2 separate regions of the Homo sapiens genome follow, and region 2 is linked to region 1. Evidence: chromatin loops called from intact Hi-C (ENCODE). Cell type or tissue: adrenal gland. All regions are shown on one strand.

The links. Hi-C counts contacts between places; a loop is a spot of excess contacts. Peaks named below come from ENCODE experiments on the same cell type or tissue, not always from the same donor. Only the 100,000 strongest peaks of a DNase experiment are listed, where the experiment ranks them.
Region 2: a loop joins it to region 1, with 2.3 times the contacts of the local background. A loop is called at or near these places in 2 of 110 quality-filtered maps.

What each region holds. Positions count from the first base shown.
Region 1 is chr18:6,252,800-6,260,799 of GRCh38, forward strand. The region is part of intron 5 of L3MBTL4 (L3MBTL histone methyl-lysine binding protein 4); the gene reads right to left. L3MBTL4-AS1 (L3MBTL4 antisense RNA 1) reads left to right here and starts at 3,945. Exons shown (of 3, transcript NR_110765.1): 1 at 3,945-4,074; 2 at 5,855-5,997; 3 at 6,361-8,000. In adrenal gland, no CTCF peak of the experiment used is centred here; a DNase peak (open chromatin) is centred at 3,992; H3K4me3 peaks cover 2,598 bases; H3K27ac peaks cover 3,605 bases.
Region 2 is chr18:6,479,072-6,487,071 of GRCh38, forward strand. No RefSeq gene overlaps it. Among named protein-coding and RNA genes, the nearest start is that of LINC01387, 28 kb to the right of the region's middle. RefSeq lists an enhancer at 3,576-3,635. In adrenal gland, a CTCF peak has its summit at 3,714 (motif pointing left); DNase peaks (open chromatin) are centred at 3,368 and 3,770.

The DNA.
Region 1 (8,000 bases):
AAGGTGGCAAGACTAGAAGTAGAAGACGTTAAAAAGGCTTTAAGTATCTGTCAATTATTAAGAATCTGCCATATGCCATGTACAGTGTCTAAGTCAACTACTTAAGCCTTAAAACCCCCTGGGGCCGGGTGCGGTGGCTCACGCCTGTAATCCCAGCACTTTGGGAGGCCGAGGCGAGCAGATCATGAGGTCAAGAGATCAAGACCATCCTGGCCAACGTGGTGAAACCCCGTCTCTACTAAAAATACAAAAATTAGCTGGGTGTGGAGGTGTGCACCTGTGGTCCCAGCTACTCGGGAGGCTGAGGCAGAAGAATCGCTTGAGCCTGGGAGGTGGAGGTTGCAATGAGCCAAGATCACACCACTGCACTCCAGCCTGGCAACAGAGCAAGACTCCGTCTCAAAACAAACAAACAAACAAACAAAAAACCCTATATTGGAACTATGACAATCCCCATTTCACACATGAAGAACTAAGGCTCACAGTTGTTCACAAATTGCTCTGTTTGCACACTGGTCAATACAAAACCTGGAATTCAAATTCAGGCCTTGGCCTGTGCACTTAACTCCCAAGTTCTATTACATTTAGAAAGTTGCAACAGCCTTGACAACTGATAATGAGGACCTCAGCCAGTGCAAGTAGGACTGGGAATGGGGGAAGTGGCCAGATTCAGTACATACTTAGGGGGTAAAATGGGCAGTGCCTGATGCCTGGCTGGAGGCAGAGGACAAGGGAGGCAGAGGATTTTAAGGTGGTGCCCACATTTCAGGCTTGAAATAAATTGTCAAATTTTCCATAATGCTAATTTTCACCTTGATAATGGGAATGATATCTACCAACACTTTCAAAGACTTCATGGGAAGCTCATGGACAACCACAGGCTGCATCCTTCCAACCTTCTGTTGCATTATTACAGCTCCAATGTTCTTCCAGGAATCTTGCAATAAATCTTTTCATCATAAAAGTCTATTTACTGCAAGACAATGGAAGACTATGAGAGGTTATGAAGCTCCTTCCTTGCTTTTTCCTTGAGAAACTTTATGATCTTTACCTGAGTTAACAGTGGCACTTAGCAGGAATGTTAGATTTTCTTCTGGCTTTCTCTTGTTTTAATCACAGAAAACAGAGAACTTAAAATATTATATACACTAATACACGCACACACTCACCACATGTACACATTTGCTCTTTTTCTATTCTTGTTCAGACTACACCTTAATATAGCTGTTTTTAATAGTGGAGTCAGAGTGGGGTTCATGATGTCTTCGGGCGTTCTAGAATCCTCTTGAATTTTATACAAAATTTTGGGTGCAAATGGATATAAGCATTTCCCCAAGGATATTATTATTCCCTAAGGATACCCTAATTCCCTGAGGATATTATCAATAGCTTTCATTAGATATTCAAAGAGGTCTAAGACCCAAAAACAGATTAAGAGCCACATGGCTACCCTTCAAGGGGATTTGTCATTAATCAACCCACTGACTAAATAATAATACACATTTGGAAGCCTTCAGTAAGCAGAACACAGCAGTTCACTGCAGTTGTTCATCATGGGGATACAGGCCAAGCAGCAAGGCATGCTTCAAATTCCGCTTTTTCAAAGTGACACCTTTTTTTTTTTTTTTTTTTTTTTGCCATCTATTTGTTTGGCTGATGGGGAAAATCATCACCTACATAATTAAACAGAACTTGCTACAAAGCTGCAGTTAAGATGGCAGTGAAGGATGGCTGATTGTGTATTTTTAAACTTTCATTTTAGAGACTACTTCCTTGTTATTTTGAACATTTTTCATAGATTAATTCTGAACTTAGAATCCTAAACTGCTGCCAAGATTGTAGCAAGAGGCATTCTTCAAATAGAGAAACAGAACTCAGGGCTCAACAAAAATATACTTTAATAAGTTAAGTGAATGCAGTTCTTATTGGCTTTCTGTGAATCCATTCTGCTAGAATTTCAATTGCAAAATCCTCATTTCCCCAGAAGCTACTAATAGTAAGAAATTTGGCTGCACAATAAACATTTTAATGTGCATCCTAACCACTGACTGAATTACGGTCTCAGAAACAAAAACAAAGCACGTACCGGAGCAGATAAAACACTACTAGGTCTAGGCAACCTTAGACCAGCAAAGATCATTTATGAACAAAGAAAAAGAACCCACACCATTCATAATACAGGACTGCACAGAAAGAACTTTTTAAAATAACTTCTCAAATTGTTTGATAATTCACTGGCCATCACCGAACTGATTCCACAAATCCTGAGTCTAGTGTCTAAAACAATAAACTCACATATTTTTCCCCCAATGACTAAACTCTTCCCAGAGAAAATAGACAAGGATACTTCTAATACATATTTCCTTTAACTAAACAAGAAGTCGTGTCTACCCTTGATTCCAAATGCCACCATTTTCCTCTTTAATTCCTCCTCCTTCTGAAGAGCTCTGAACTTGACATTCAGCTTCCAGCTGGAACTGCAGATAAGCAGCCTGTTACAAGTGCTTCATACCCCTACCAGGAACTAAAAAGCAGTCCTGATCTGACTGTCTGGTTCCAGACTTCAGATCTGCTCAACTATTTCCCAGCAACCCTGGTACTTTCAATCACCATTTCAGAGACACAGATTCTAAATGTAGGAAAAGCATCTGAACCACATCAGGATGTATCTTCAATTCTGCCCCAGAACTTAGACCTTTAGAAACTACGGGAAATGAGCATGAATGGGAATTCTTTCTGCCCTTCAGAGCCCCAGCAATTAATCATCTTAAATGACTTCATGTCACAAGGCCACACTCTATTTTTAAAATACAGTTCCTTCTTTCGTCTCGATATGCCTTGTGATTTAAACTCCAACCAAACATCTCAATATAATGCACACAGTATTCTTTCAAAAAATGCTTTTTTTCCCCCTGGGAGTACTGTTAAATACCAGTGAAGTTACCTTAAAACTGAAGGCAACAAAATACATATAAAAGGCAAAAAAAAAAAAAAAAGAATAGGTAGACAAGCAAACAGTTTAGGCAATTGAAAAGAGGACACAGACTCAGGCTATAATTTGGTTCCAAGCATATCAGAATGCATAAAGTATTTCACTGCATTTTATAAAAGTACTAAAAAGCCAGACATGGTCATCATTTGGCTTATGATTAATATTTAAAGTACTAAGAAGCATCTATATTAAAACAGTGATAGTATTCTCAGTGACTGTCAAGTAATTTGGAACCATGTTCACAGCACAAACACTTGGTATCTGACTAAACTCTTCTGGCTGGAAAGCTTCTGGGTATCTCAAAGTTTCACAAGGAGTTTTAACAAATAGGAATTTCCACAGAACAATCTTCCTGCACCTGCAGGGCTAAATACAAATTCAGACTATCAAAAACAAAATGCACCTATCAAAAACAAAATGCACATGTGCACGTCTTTCAGATTCTATTTAATGTATAGGCATAGATAGAAAAATTCCATTTTTAAAATATAATTCAGGCATAGGTGAAGAACTTAAATTTGGGGTAGGGTGAATTCCCTTTACTCAGATTTCAAGTAAGGAAGACAAAGAGAGAATAGGAATGTGTTCAAATAAGGCTGTCTTGTTTCTAGGACAATTAGGAGGTTAAACCAGGAAGGTGCCTCTGTTCCTCCAACAACCCCCAGCCCCTCCCAAAAATAAATGCAACCTTATCATCCTGCAGAAGGCTGGAATTTCCTTTTCAGGACATAAAGTCTTTCTTTCTGAAATCATACTAGATTATAATAATAGCTATGAAGAGGGGAAGGAGGTAGAGCAGGACAAGAAAGTGGGGGGAGGTGGGAACGCCACGATTGTGCCTTGTTTAGAGAGAAAGGGGATGAAATGAGGAACCACTTCTGTTTTCATCGTGAATAAAGTTGGTGAGTCATCAGGCAGGAGAGAGGAGGCTGGGAACAACGTGACCCACTAAGGATTCTGCTCCAAGGACAGTGGGTTTCCCGCTGGGCACCCACTCTTAAGTGCAGATCGGGAGACTAAGACAGGAACACCCGCCGTGGGCAGGCCAGGCTGGAAGGATAGAGGACTGTGGTCGAACCAAGGCAAGTTGTGGCAAGGACAAGGTCTGCCGAGGCCAGGCTGGGCTAGTGTTCTGAATAAACAGGGGGTCGGTGGTCAGAGCACACAGGGCTACCAAGAGGGGCTGAGAAAAGGCAGTGGGAAAAGCAAGGGACGAGAGAAAGAGTGATTTTGAGAACCGCTTGTATTTAAGCAAGTCATCTATATGCCAGGCACTGTAGTACGCTGGACACTTGATATACACGATGTGGAATTCTTCAGGAAAATCCCTGAGAAGTAGGTGATATTATCTGCTGTTTTCAGTTAAATCAACTAAGAGTCAGGGAGGTGCCTCCACACAGTGAGGGGAAGCAGTGGAGGGCTTACTGAGGCAGCGCAGGTAAAAGCACAGCAAACAATACGAACCTCTCCCGGGAACCAGAGGGCAGAGAGGAACTAAAACAAGAAGAAAGAAACCCAAGTCAGGCTTCCAGGAGATCACAATTTCACCGAGAGACAAAATACACCCACACGTAACCACACAGAATGGCACAGGTTAAGGCAGTTAAGGAGCTGGATGAACTGACCCAAAGGTCAGGTTGCGGAGGCTGGAGGTGGGAAAGAAGGTTGGAAAAATCCAGAAAGAGAAAATGCAGTCTAAAATTTCAAGAAGCCAGTCTGGACTAAGGAGATGAGTTAGGGAGGAAAATGCAGAACCAAGGGACATTATTTTTTCATAAAGATGGAACAGACTTAAGCATATTTGCATTCTAAAAGGAAATGTTCTTTTCTTTTTTCTTTTTCTTTTTCTTTTTCTTTTTTTTTTTTTTTTTTTAAATGGAGTTTCGCTCTTGTTGCCCAGGCTGGAGTGCAATGGCGCAATCTTGGCTCACCGCAACCTCCGCTTCCCGGGTTCAAGCGATTCTCCTGCCTCAGCCTCCGGAGCAGCTGGGATTACAGGCATGCACCACTACACCCAGCTAATTTTGTATTTTTAGTAGAGACGGGGTTTCTCCATGTTGGTCAGGCTGGTCTCTAACTCCCAACCTCAGGTGATCCACCCACCTCGGCCTCCCAAAGTGCTGGGATTAGAGGCATGAGCCACATCGCCGGGCTCTAAAAGGAAATGTTCAAAAGAGAAGAAACGTCAGCTTACAGGCAGGCCCTGAGATAACTGATGGAGTAAGATCTCTAGAAAGGCAGGAATGGAAAGGATGCAGAGCACAGGTGCAGGAGGCTGGAGAGAAGGGACACTTCTTCCAGGACCACAGGGGAAAGAGGCAGGAAGAGGTGTGCTGAGTGATGGTCTGCAGGGGGCAGTGGAAGGTCTCACCACATGCAGTAAGGGACTGAAAGCTTCAGGTGGGAGGAAAGATGCCTGCCAGCATAGACCTGCTTTCCTAGGGAGCAGGGAGAGCCCAGACTAACAACACAGAAGGACGGCCAGACAATGCCTGCACGCTGAGGCTGTGCATCTGCAGGGCCACAGCTATCTGCAAGGCCTCATGGTTCCTACTCAGCAGTGCTTGGCACCTGGGGTAGAGAAGGTAGGCAGTGAATACGCATTAGTCAGGAGCTGGGATTGCGGTGGGCATGGATGGGGAGAGGATAGCAGGGAGGCAACGGACTGAAGATCCTGGCAAGAGAATGGCTGACATGAGGGAACTGGGCTGAGCTGGCCAGGGAAAATGTGAAGCCAGGAGGGAGACAACAAAGGAACTACAAGTCTTAAAAGAAAAAGTGGTGCTGTAAGAATAAGGGACAGAAAAGTCTGGAAAGACAGTGGACAAAATCAGATGGTGAGATTAAAGTTTACCATTGCAGAGGAGGTTCAACTGTGACTTATGCCAGTGTGGTCACGAAGGCAGATGGGTTGAACTGAAAAGGGGGCACCGGTTCCTGGCATGGAGGCACCCAAGGTCTTAGGAGGTGGATGGACTGTCACATGGGCAAAGAAATGTCCCAGGGTGAGAACGGGACTGGGTGGGAGAGGGTGGAGGAGGGGAGAGAGCAGAGGGAGGTGAACAGTGTGAGCAGACACACATGCACACACACCCTATTGAGGCAGCAAGAGTGGAAATAGCAGTGTTACGACTGCATAAATCACCAAGAAGGGAGGGTTGGGCATGCAAGTAGAAATAGGGTAAGAAAGGAGTGGTTGGGAGCTGGAGTAGGCTAGGCCTGCCTGCACCCAGAGGGAGAAGTGGACGTGGCACAGGGGCACCCAGGAGGCAGAGTGCCCGGGGGGAAGCAGGTGTGCACCTGGCCACAGGGAGGAGGGAATGACGTGTTGAGCTCTTGGGAAAATTGCATAATTTGTTTTACCACAGGCAGGACTGCAAAGGCCACAGAAGAATAATTTGGGAGAGAGACAACCCATGAGAAGTCACTCAGACCAGGGTCAGAAACAGAACAGGAACAACAATGGAAAGAGGATGACACCATTGATGGGCACCTAGGTCAATTCAATGTCTTTGCTATAGTGAATAGTGCTGCAATGAACATGCAACTCCATGTGCCTTTCTTTCTCTGCAGCCTTGCAAGTATCTGTTGTTTTTTGACTTTATAATAATAAGCATTCTGGCTTGTGTGAGATGGTATCTCGTTGTGGTTTTAATTTGCATTTCTCTGATGATTAGTGATGTTGAGCATTTTTTTATGTTTGTTGGCCACTTGTATGTCTTCTTTTGAGAAGTGTCTGTTCATGTCTTTTGCCCATTTTTTATTTTTTACTTTTTCTTCTTTTTTCTTCTCCTTTCTCCTTCTCCATCTCCTTCATTCTTCTTTTGCCCATTTTTAATGGGTTAATTGGTTTTTGCTTATTGAATCTAGTTCCTTATAGATTCTGGATATATTAGATCTTTGTCATCTGCATAGTTTGTGAATATTTTCTCCCATTCTGTAGGTTGTCTCTTTACTCTGTTGATGGTTTCTTTTGCTGTGCAGAAGCCCTTTAGTTTAATTAGGTCTCAGTTGTCAAATTTTGTTTTTGCTGTAATTGCTTTTGAGGATTTAGTCATAAATTCTTTCTCAAGACCAATGCTGAGAATGGTGTCTCCTAGGTTTTCTTTTAGAACTCTTATAGTTTGAGGTCTTACATTTAAATTATTAATTCATCTTGATTTAGTTTTTGTATATGGTGAAAGGTAGGGGGTCTAGTTTTAATCTTCTGTATATGGCTAGCCAGCTATCCCAGCACCATTTATTGAATAGGGAGTCCTTTCCCCATTGCTTTTTTTCTGTCAGCTTTGTCAAAGATAAGATGGCTGTACATGTGCAGCTTTATTTCTGGGCTCTTTATTCTGTTCCATTGTTCTATGTATGTGTTTTTGTACCAGTACCATGCTGTTTGGTTTCTGTAGCCTTGCAGTATAGTCTGAAGTCAGGTAATACGATGCTTTGTTATTTTTGCTTAGGATTGCTTTCACTATTTGGGCTCTTTTTTAGTTCCTTGTGAATTTTAGAGTAAGTTTTTTTGGTTCTGTGAAAAATGACATTGGTAGTTTGATAGGAATAATGTTTAATCTATAGATTGCTTTGGGGAGTATGGCCACCTTAATGATATTGATTCTTCCCACCCATGAGCATGGAATGTTTTTCCAGTTGTTTATATGTCATCTTTGATTTCTTTTAGCCGTGTTTTGTAGTTCTCCTTGAAAAGATCTTTCACCTTCTTGGTTAAATGTATTCCTAGATATTTTTCTCTGTGTGTGCCTATTGTAATTGGGATTGTGTTCTTGATTTTCTCTCAGCTTGAACATTATTGGTGTATAGAAATGCTACTGACTTTTGTACACTGATTTTGTATCCTGAAACTTTACTGAATTCATTTATCAGTCCCAGGAGCCTTTTGGCAGAATCTTTAGGGTTTTCTAAGCATAGAATTAAGTTTTATTTTCAACATTTCGGTGTCAAAAGCTGAAGCGTTCCATCTCAGCTGGCTGACCTGAACAACATTATACTAATATTT
Region 2 (8,000 bases), 230 kb after region 1:
CTTCCAAAATATTTAGGCAAGAGCTTACTAAAGTTAAAAGTCAGGTAAATGAGGACTCAATGGGAAAAGGATAGTCTCTTCAATAAATGAAGATACTAGGCTATTCACAATAGCAAAGACATGGAATCAGCGTAAAAGCCCATCAATAGTAGACTGGATAAAAAAAATGTGGTACATATATACCATGGGCTACTACACAGCCATAAAAAAGATGAAATTCTGTTTTTTGCAGCAACGTGAATGGAGCTGGAGGCCGTTATCCTTAGTGAACTAACACAGGAACAGAAAAGTGAATACTGCATGTTCTCACTTATAAGTTGGAGCTAAACATTGAGTACACATGGACACAAAGAATGGAACAACACACACCAAGGGCTACTTTAGGGTGGAAAGAGGTAGGAGGGTGAGGATCAAAAAATTACCTATCAGGTACTATGCTTACTACCTGTATAGGCAAAATAATTTTACAACAAACCCCTGTGACATGCAATTTACCTATGTAACAAACATGCACATGTATTCCTGAACCTAAAATAAAAGTTAAAAAAATTAAAAATTAAAAAATAAATGAGTGGTGCTGGAAAAACTGGATTTTTACATGCAAAAGAATGAAATTGGACTCTTATCTTATACTACATAAAAAAATCAACTCAAAGTTAAAAAAAAAAACCCTAAATATAGGACAAGAAACCACAAATTTCCCAGAAGAGAACATAGGGGAAAATCTCCTTGATATTGACATTGGCAAAGGTTTTGTTTGTTGTTGTTGTTGTTTTGACAATACACCAAAAGCTCAGGCTACAAAAGCAAAAACGAATAAATGCGATGTCATCAAAATTTAAAAAACTTCTGTACAGCAAAGGAAACAATCAACAGGGTGAAGAGACAATCTATGGAATGATAGAATATATTTGGACACCATGCATCTGATAAGGGGTTCATATCCAAAATCGATCAGAAATCAAACTCAATAGTAGAAAACAAATAACCTGATTCAGAAATAGTGCCCTGACAGTGGCGCATGTCACTGAGGAGGCTGAGACAGGAGGATCACTTGAGCCCAGAAGTTCGAGATCAGCCTGGGCAATATAGCAGGATAGAACAGGATTGCTTGAGCCTGGGAGTTTGCAGTGAGCTATGATCGCACCACTGCACTCCACCCTGGGCAACAGAGTGAGACCCTGTCTCAGAAAAACAAACAAACAAAATAAATAAATAAATAAAACAAGAAAAAAAACGCAAATTGAAACCACTATGAGATACCACCCCACACCCTTTAGGATGGCTATTATCAAAAAAACAAGAGGTAACAAATGGAGAGAGTGTTGGGAGGGTTGGAGAAAAGGGAACACTTATGCATTGTTAGTGGGAATGTAGATTGCTGCAGCCACTATGGAAAACAGTATGGAGGTTTCTAAAGAAATTAAAAATAGAACTACCATACCATATGACCTAGTAATCCTATACTAAAAGGAGATTAAATCACCCGCTAGTAGAGATACCTGCACTCTTATGTTCACTACAGCATTATTCACAACAGTCAAGGTATGAAAACAACCTAACTGTCAACGGATGAATGGATAAAGAAACTGTAATATTCCAACACACGCACAACAGAATAATTCAGCCTTAGAAAGAAGGAGATCCTGCCATTTGCCACAACATGGTTGAACCTGGAGGATATTATGTGAAGTGAAATAAGCCAGACAGAGAAAGAAAAATATTGCATGATCTCACTTATATGTGGAATCTAAGAAAACAGAAAGGTCATATATGCAGAGATAGAGAACAAAACAGTGGTAACCAGTGGGAGGAAATTGGGAGATGTAGGTCAAAGGATACAAAATAGCAGATACGTGGGATGGACAAGGGTAGAGATCTAATGTGTAACATGAGGACTATAGGTAATAAAAGTACGTTGTATTAGAGAGTTTTGTTAAATAAGTAGATTTTAGCTGCTCTTGGCACACAAATATTGTAACTATGTGAGATGATAGTTATGTTAATTTGTTTCTCTCTAGTAACCAATTTACTATTTATATGTATCCCATATCCAATTGTAAACCTCCAATATACACAATAAAATTTATTTTAAAAAATAATAAAATGAAAATAAAAATATTTACATGAAACTTTTAAAAACCAGCTAAATGGACAAGTAAAGCACATTAATCACAATAAACAAGAAAAATGAAAACTTCACAGAGCTGGAAGTTGTTCATCAGCATTCTCACTACATAAAACACAGTTAGCCTCCTTCTCCCTTCTTGACCCCTAACCCTTCCCCCTCCCCATCCTACCCTCCTATTAAAAAAAGGGAAATATAATAAAAAGCCTGTGAGCTCCAAAAATAGGTAATCCGAGTCCAAGTCTCAAAGATCACGTATGGCATGCTAACAATCTTATCAACATTTCTCGCACTGTGTTTTAATGCAAGACACTCAGTTTTAGATGTTACTCTTCTTCTAGTTTTACCAATATTTGCATCTTATAAACAAACCACAGTGGATTAGGAGTGGTTTGCTGTGTGTGGCTTTGGTTGACTGTCAGTGAAGGGCACTGGACATAGGGACATGAAAAAGAGACAGTGGGGAGAAGAGCAGACAGCATGATGCTGAAGAGAAGAAAAAGAAACCTACGCAAGCAGAAACAAGCAACAGAAACAATAAGGCAGCCCAGAGTTGTTTATTTATCAAAACAGGATTGAGACAATAGGGTAGAGCAAACAGGGTGTCAAACATGGCCTCTGTAGCCCCAAAGGTTGTCACTACACAGAAAGGATGCTCAGCCATAACGAATCAGTTTAATTCTATTCCACGTTTTTCTTGATGAGAAATACATGCCACATTTAAGAAAGCTACCGATTCAAAATGGTTAACATTTTCTAAAAATACACTGAGGTCTACAAAAATTGAATTGGCTTATTGTATCTTCACTGCTGTTGGAGAAGTGAAGTTTTACCATCAGGCAATTCTCCTCCTGTGCATAATGATACCATACTGAAGTTTTAAATAGAAAGACATTGAAGTTTTTGAACCTTAATGTGAAGTTGTCCCTTTCAATTAAATATGGCACATATGTATTAATAAACAGACATCCCTGTAAAGTGAATTTCTCTGTACATGGAATCCAAATTTCTCACTGGTTTATATGTTAAATTCATATGTAGGAAAAACTTTAAAAATGTTCATAAACTATAATAAAGACAATAATTCAGCTCTTCTGAAAACTGCAGGCAGATAGGGTACAGTAGCAGACAGGACTTCGGAAGTACTGGGTTTAAGCCCAGGGCAGGTTAAAGGTTGTGGCTGTGGCTTTGAACAAGCCACTTTTGCCCTTCTGAATCTATGCAGATGCTTTGTTCATTTCAGAAGCATTTCTAGAGCTCCTACTAAGTGCCAGGCCTCATGCTAGGTCTCAGGCATACAAGGGTAAACAAGACAAGGCCTCTGGCTTCATAGGTTATCCAAGAACCTTGAAATGGTTTTGAACTTTTGGGATGAATAATGCTGGAAATTAGTTCAAGACAAATTCCCTGGAGATTTTAAGTGTGAAATACTAAGGATTACACAATTCACTCCCTGCTTAGCGTCTAAGGAGGAATCGCATTTCACCCTCGCTCCCTGGGAAGTGCGTGGCCGCCCCAGTCCTGGGTCCCGTGCTGCCTCAGCACCATCTGCTGGCTCACGAGGGAAGGGCCTGCAGGGAGGTCCTGCGGGGTCGGCCCAGCCCCACCCAAGGACCGCCTTACAGACCTCCTGGCAGGGACCAATGATGGCTGGTTGGCCAAAATAACTCTTGCTGGTGAAGAAAGCTGGGAGAAACATGACGTCTGAAGGGTTACTCGCCACCGTCTGGCGTAGGTGACTCAGCCAGGCAGGACCTCACACAGAGGAAACATTATGATTGCTCTAAGTACTGTAAGAAGAGAATTATTATTTTGTTGTGAGTGTATGATCCAATAAAGGTAACAATATACAGAATCACATGCCCTGTAGGTGAGACTCCAACCCGTCCTAGACTTACTGGCTGTGTGGAGATGCCTGGGAGAGCGTGGCAGGGCTGCAGCAGCTCACATTCCCCACGTACCTGCCCTGGCAGACAGCCTGGGATTGGCAAATGCACAATCATATTCACCAGGTGAAGAAAGGACCAGGACTTCCCCTATGGTCCGTCTTTTCTGATTTTTTTCTTCTTCTTCTTCTTCTTCTTTTTTTTTTTTTTTTTTTTGAGACGGGGTCTCGCTCTGACACCAGGTTGGAGTGCAGTGGAGTGATCTCAGCTCACTGCAACCTCCGACTCCCGGGTTCAAGCAATTCTCCTGCCTCAGCCTCCCGAGTAGCTGGGATTACAGGCGCCCGCCACCATGCCCAGCTAATTTTTGTATTTTTGGAGGAGACAGGGTTTCATCATGTTGGCCAGGATGGTCTCGATCTCCTGACCACGTGATCTGCCCACGTCCGCCTCCCGCAGTGCTGGGATTACAGGCGTGAACCACCGCGCCCAGCCTCTTTTTTGATTCTTGAAGTCACTCTTAGCACTTTGCTGAGGCTGTTTGTTAGCTTAGTGGTTTTCTATTCTGATTGTATCTGTTTTGACTTTGAAGGGAAAATGATATATTTGTTTGGTCAGAAAGACATAAGCCAAATAGTGGTGTGCAGTTGGGTTGCTCCACGAAGCAGAGCCTGAGATGAAGGCTTACAAATGGACTGTTTATTTGAAGGGACAGGATTGTGGGACAGAGGCATAGAACAGGGAAGGAGGGAAAGTTGCATTAAGAAGGTGTTGTCCAATGGGGTACCGTGGCAGGCAGTCAATGCTCTGTCCAGCCTGGATCTTCTGAAGAGCCATTTGAAATATGTCTCAGAACTGTCTTCTCCAGGGAATTGGAGGCTGGACCCCACGTTATGATCATGCAGGTGCAAATACCAGAATGTGCTCCAAGGTGCCTCCTGCATGGCAGCCGCCATCACACCCAAAGGCAAGAAAGAAGAGGCGTGCACAGGTGTGAGATTGCACCTGCGAGAAGCTGTCAGCGTCCTCAGAGAGGCAGAACTTGAGCATTGTGAAATGGCATGCAACAGGAGCCCAGTTCAAGTATTTACTCAGGAATAAAAAGTTTGGACATGTTACAGATGATTTATAACGACCTCCTAAATTATTGTAGCATTATTGATTGATTGGGTAGGTGGAAAAATGTGGAAGCTTGGCTAAGCCTGGGAATAAATAAAGGTGGGTGACTTTTCAGCCTTTATAGTCTATAAAAGAGTATCTCCCCTCACACTCACTTTTTATTATCAGTGCACTACTAGACTCTGACTTTAGCAATTTTGTTGTAAATAATAGTATATTTAGAAATCTATTCTTGAGACTAAGACTATGCATAAAAGGTTCCTGGGAAACCGAAAGTTATCATTTATTTGGCTAATTACGTCTAACTAGGTAGCTAAAATGCATAATAAGAATCCAAATAGCATTTTCCCACAGAGGGGGATTAATTGAATAATTAATAGCCTTCTCTATTTTGCATGAATAATTAAGAAGTCTAAAGGAACTACAAGCTGAATTCCATTACACCGAACGATTCCCAGGCCAATAGCAATGGCATATTAAAAGCAATATTCAATACAACCAAATTGTAGGACACACAAACCCTGACAGCATTCTCTCAGAGCTTGTTATAACAAGTTTTGACCCTGAGCAATAATCACTGGATTTTTCAACATTGTCATGTGAAAATACATTCTGTAGTCAGTTTGTTTCTCGTCCAGGTGAACAAAGCATACTTGTTCTAGGAGCAAATCAATGGTTTCATTGTTAATGTGGCATTTGGCAGGGAGGGAGAGTTATTGTTGGCTTATTTATCACACACATTTCTGGAGATGATCCACTAGTTTTAAATAGGAACAGGACATTTTAAATGCAAAATACACTGGAATTTCTCGATAATGGACATTTCTCCTTGTACAAGTTTCTCTTCAGAGATTAATATCTAAAACTCCCCGCTACAAGAAAAATTTGTTGCAGTAGTGGGGTTCCTATGTAGCATCTTAGGCGGTCTTAGCAGCGCCTTGGAACTCTTCAACCTCTGCTGTTAGCCCTCTGGAGTTTCCACATAGAGCATCCAAGCCTGCCTCTCCCTCCATGAGCACTTTTTCCTCTATGGACTGTTTACTGCCTGCAAGGCAGCAAGAGTTTCTGAGGGGCTGAATTACAAGGCAAGTGCTTTGGCTGAAATCCAAATGAAAATCATGGTTTCTCCATTGATTACCTGTAATTAAAATTGTTTCTTGATTAGAAGATCAACATTTTCCTCTATTTTAATATGCCTTAAATCAAAATGCAGCCTAGATTTGATGTGAATATTTACTATCATATTGTCTGGTGAGTCTTGGAAGCAATCCTAGCATATAACGAAGGAAACCTCATAAAAAGCAGAGAAACTTTAGCACACAAATCATTGTATTTCAGTGGGGTGCATAGAAGTGAGTTTACAAACAATGAAGTTTGTTTGTTTTTTTGTTTGTTTGTTTGTTTGTTTGTTTATTGAGACGGAGTTTTGCTTTTGTCGCCCCGGCTGGAGTGCAATGGCACAATCTCGACTCACTGCAAACTCCGCCTCCCGGGTTCAAGTGATTCTCCTGCCTCAGCCTCCCAAGTAGCTGGGATGGCAGGTGCCCGCCACTACGCCTAGCTAATTTTTGTATTTTTAGTAGAGACAGGGTTTCACCATGTTGGCCAGGATGGTCTCACCTCCAGTGATCTGCCCTCCTTGGCCTCCCAAAGTGCTGGGATTACAGGCATGAGCCACTGTGCCCAGCCTACAAACAATGAAATTTAAGGCAGTGGCTCTCAACTTTTTCCCCTCACCCACATTCCTCTAGTATGTGACTATGATCACGTATGTGGTGGAAATGTCCCCAGGTTGGGAATTTGCTTTTCCTTCCTCCTTCCCTCCCCGACATTTGTGCAACAGCTACACCATGCCTCACACCAGGCTGGGCTCTGGTTGTTAGAGTGGTAAATGTTACAAAATCTGATCAAATTGCAACTCCCCCCACCCCCAGCCCTCTGTACTGACCTTCCCTGCTTCACATTTTCCATAGCAAATGTCATCATCGGACATATTAGGTGTGTTACTTATTTATTATACATTTCTCCTGTCTCTCAGGTAAGGTCCCTGAGTATGAGAAACTTTGTTTTGTTCACTGATAAATCCTAAGTAAACACTGTTCTAGGCACATGGTAGGCTCGATACAAATAGTTTGAATGAATAACTATTGGAATGAATAAATATTCTAATGGGGAAAGATAGAACAATGAATAAACCAAATAATTACAGGTGTAACAACTGCTGGGTGATAAGAAAGTAGGTAATTAGGGAGGCCACCTTGAGGAGGGTTTAGAGAAATCCCCTGGGAGAAGTGACAAGCCCAGACCCAAGGGTGAGAGTGAAATGGCACAGAAAGAGTCACGAGTTTTGAAGGAGGGAGGGGTGGGGTTTTGTCAGAATTGTCAGGCAGAAGACAGACAGTGAGCCTCATTTCATTCAGGCTGTAGGTGAGAGATGAGGCTGGGAAGAGGTTTAGAGCCAGCTCATGCTCAGCCCTGGAGGTCGTGATAAAGAGTTTGGATTTTATTTTTAAAGCAATAGGAAATTATTGAAGGATTTTTAAGTCACTCTATGAGCTACAGGATCTGAAACTTTTTGATTCTCCCTCCTGGGGACGCATACATTTCCACTTAAGAATCTCTGGTCTAAGTCAGAATCTGGTAGCCATCTCACTAATCTTTCAGTATTATGATTCCTCCTTTTCCTCCTCTGTGGCTTCAAAAAGAGAAATCCTTAGCAACATCTCTCAGGCCTTGGCAACAACCCATAGGCTTATGTATGGCTCTAGGCTCTGTGATTTCACACTGTATGCAAACCCTTGGAACCTTCCTTGTCTATCTGCTACTTGGGGAGGGAGGTTGCTTTCTTGATTAAAAGATCAGTGCCC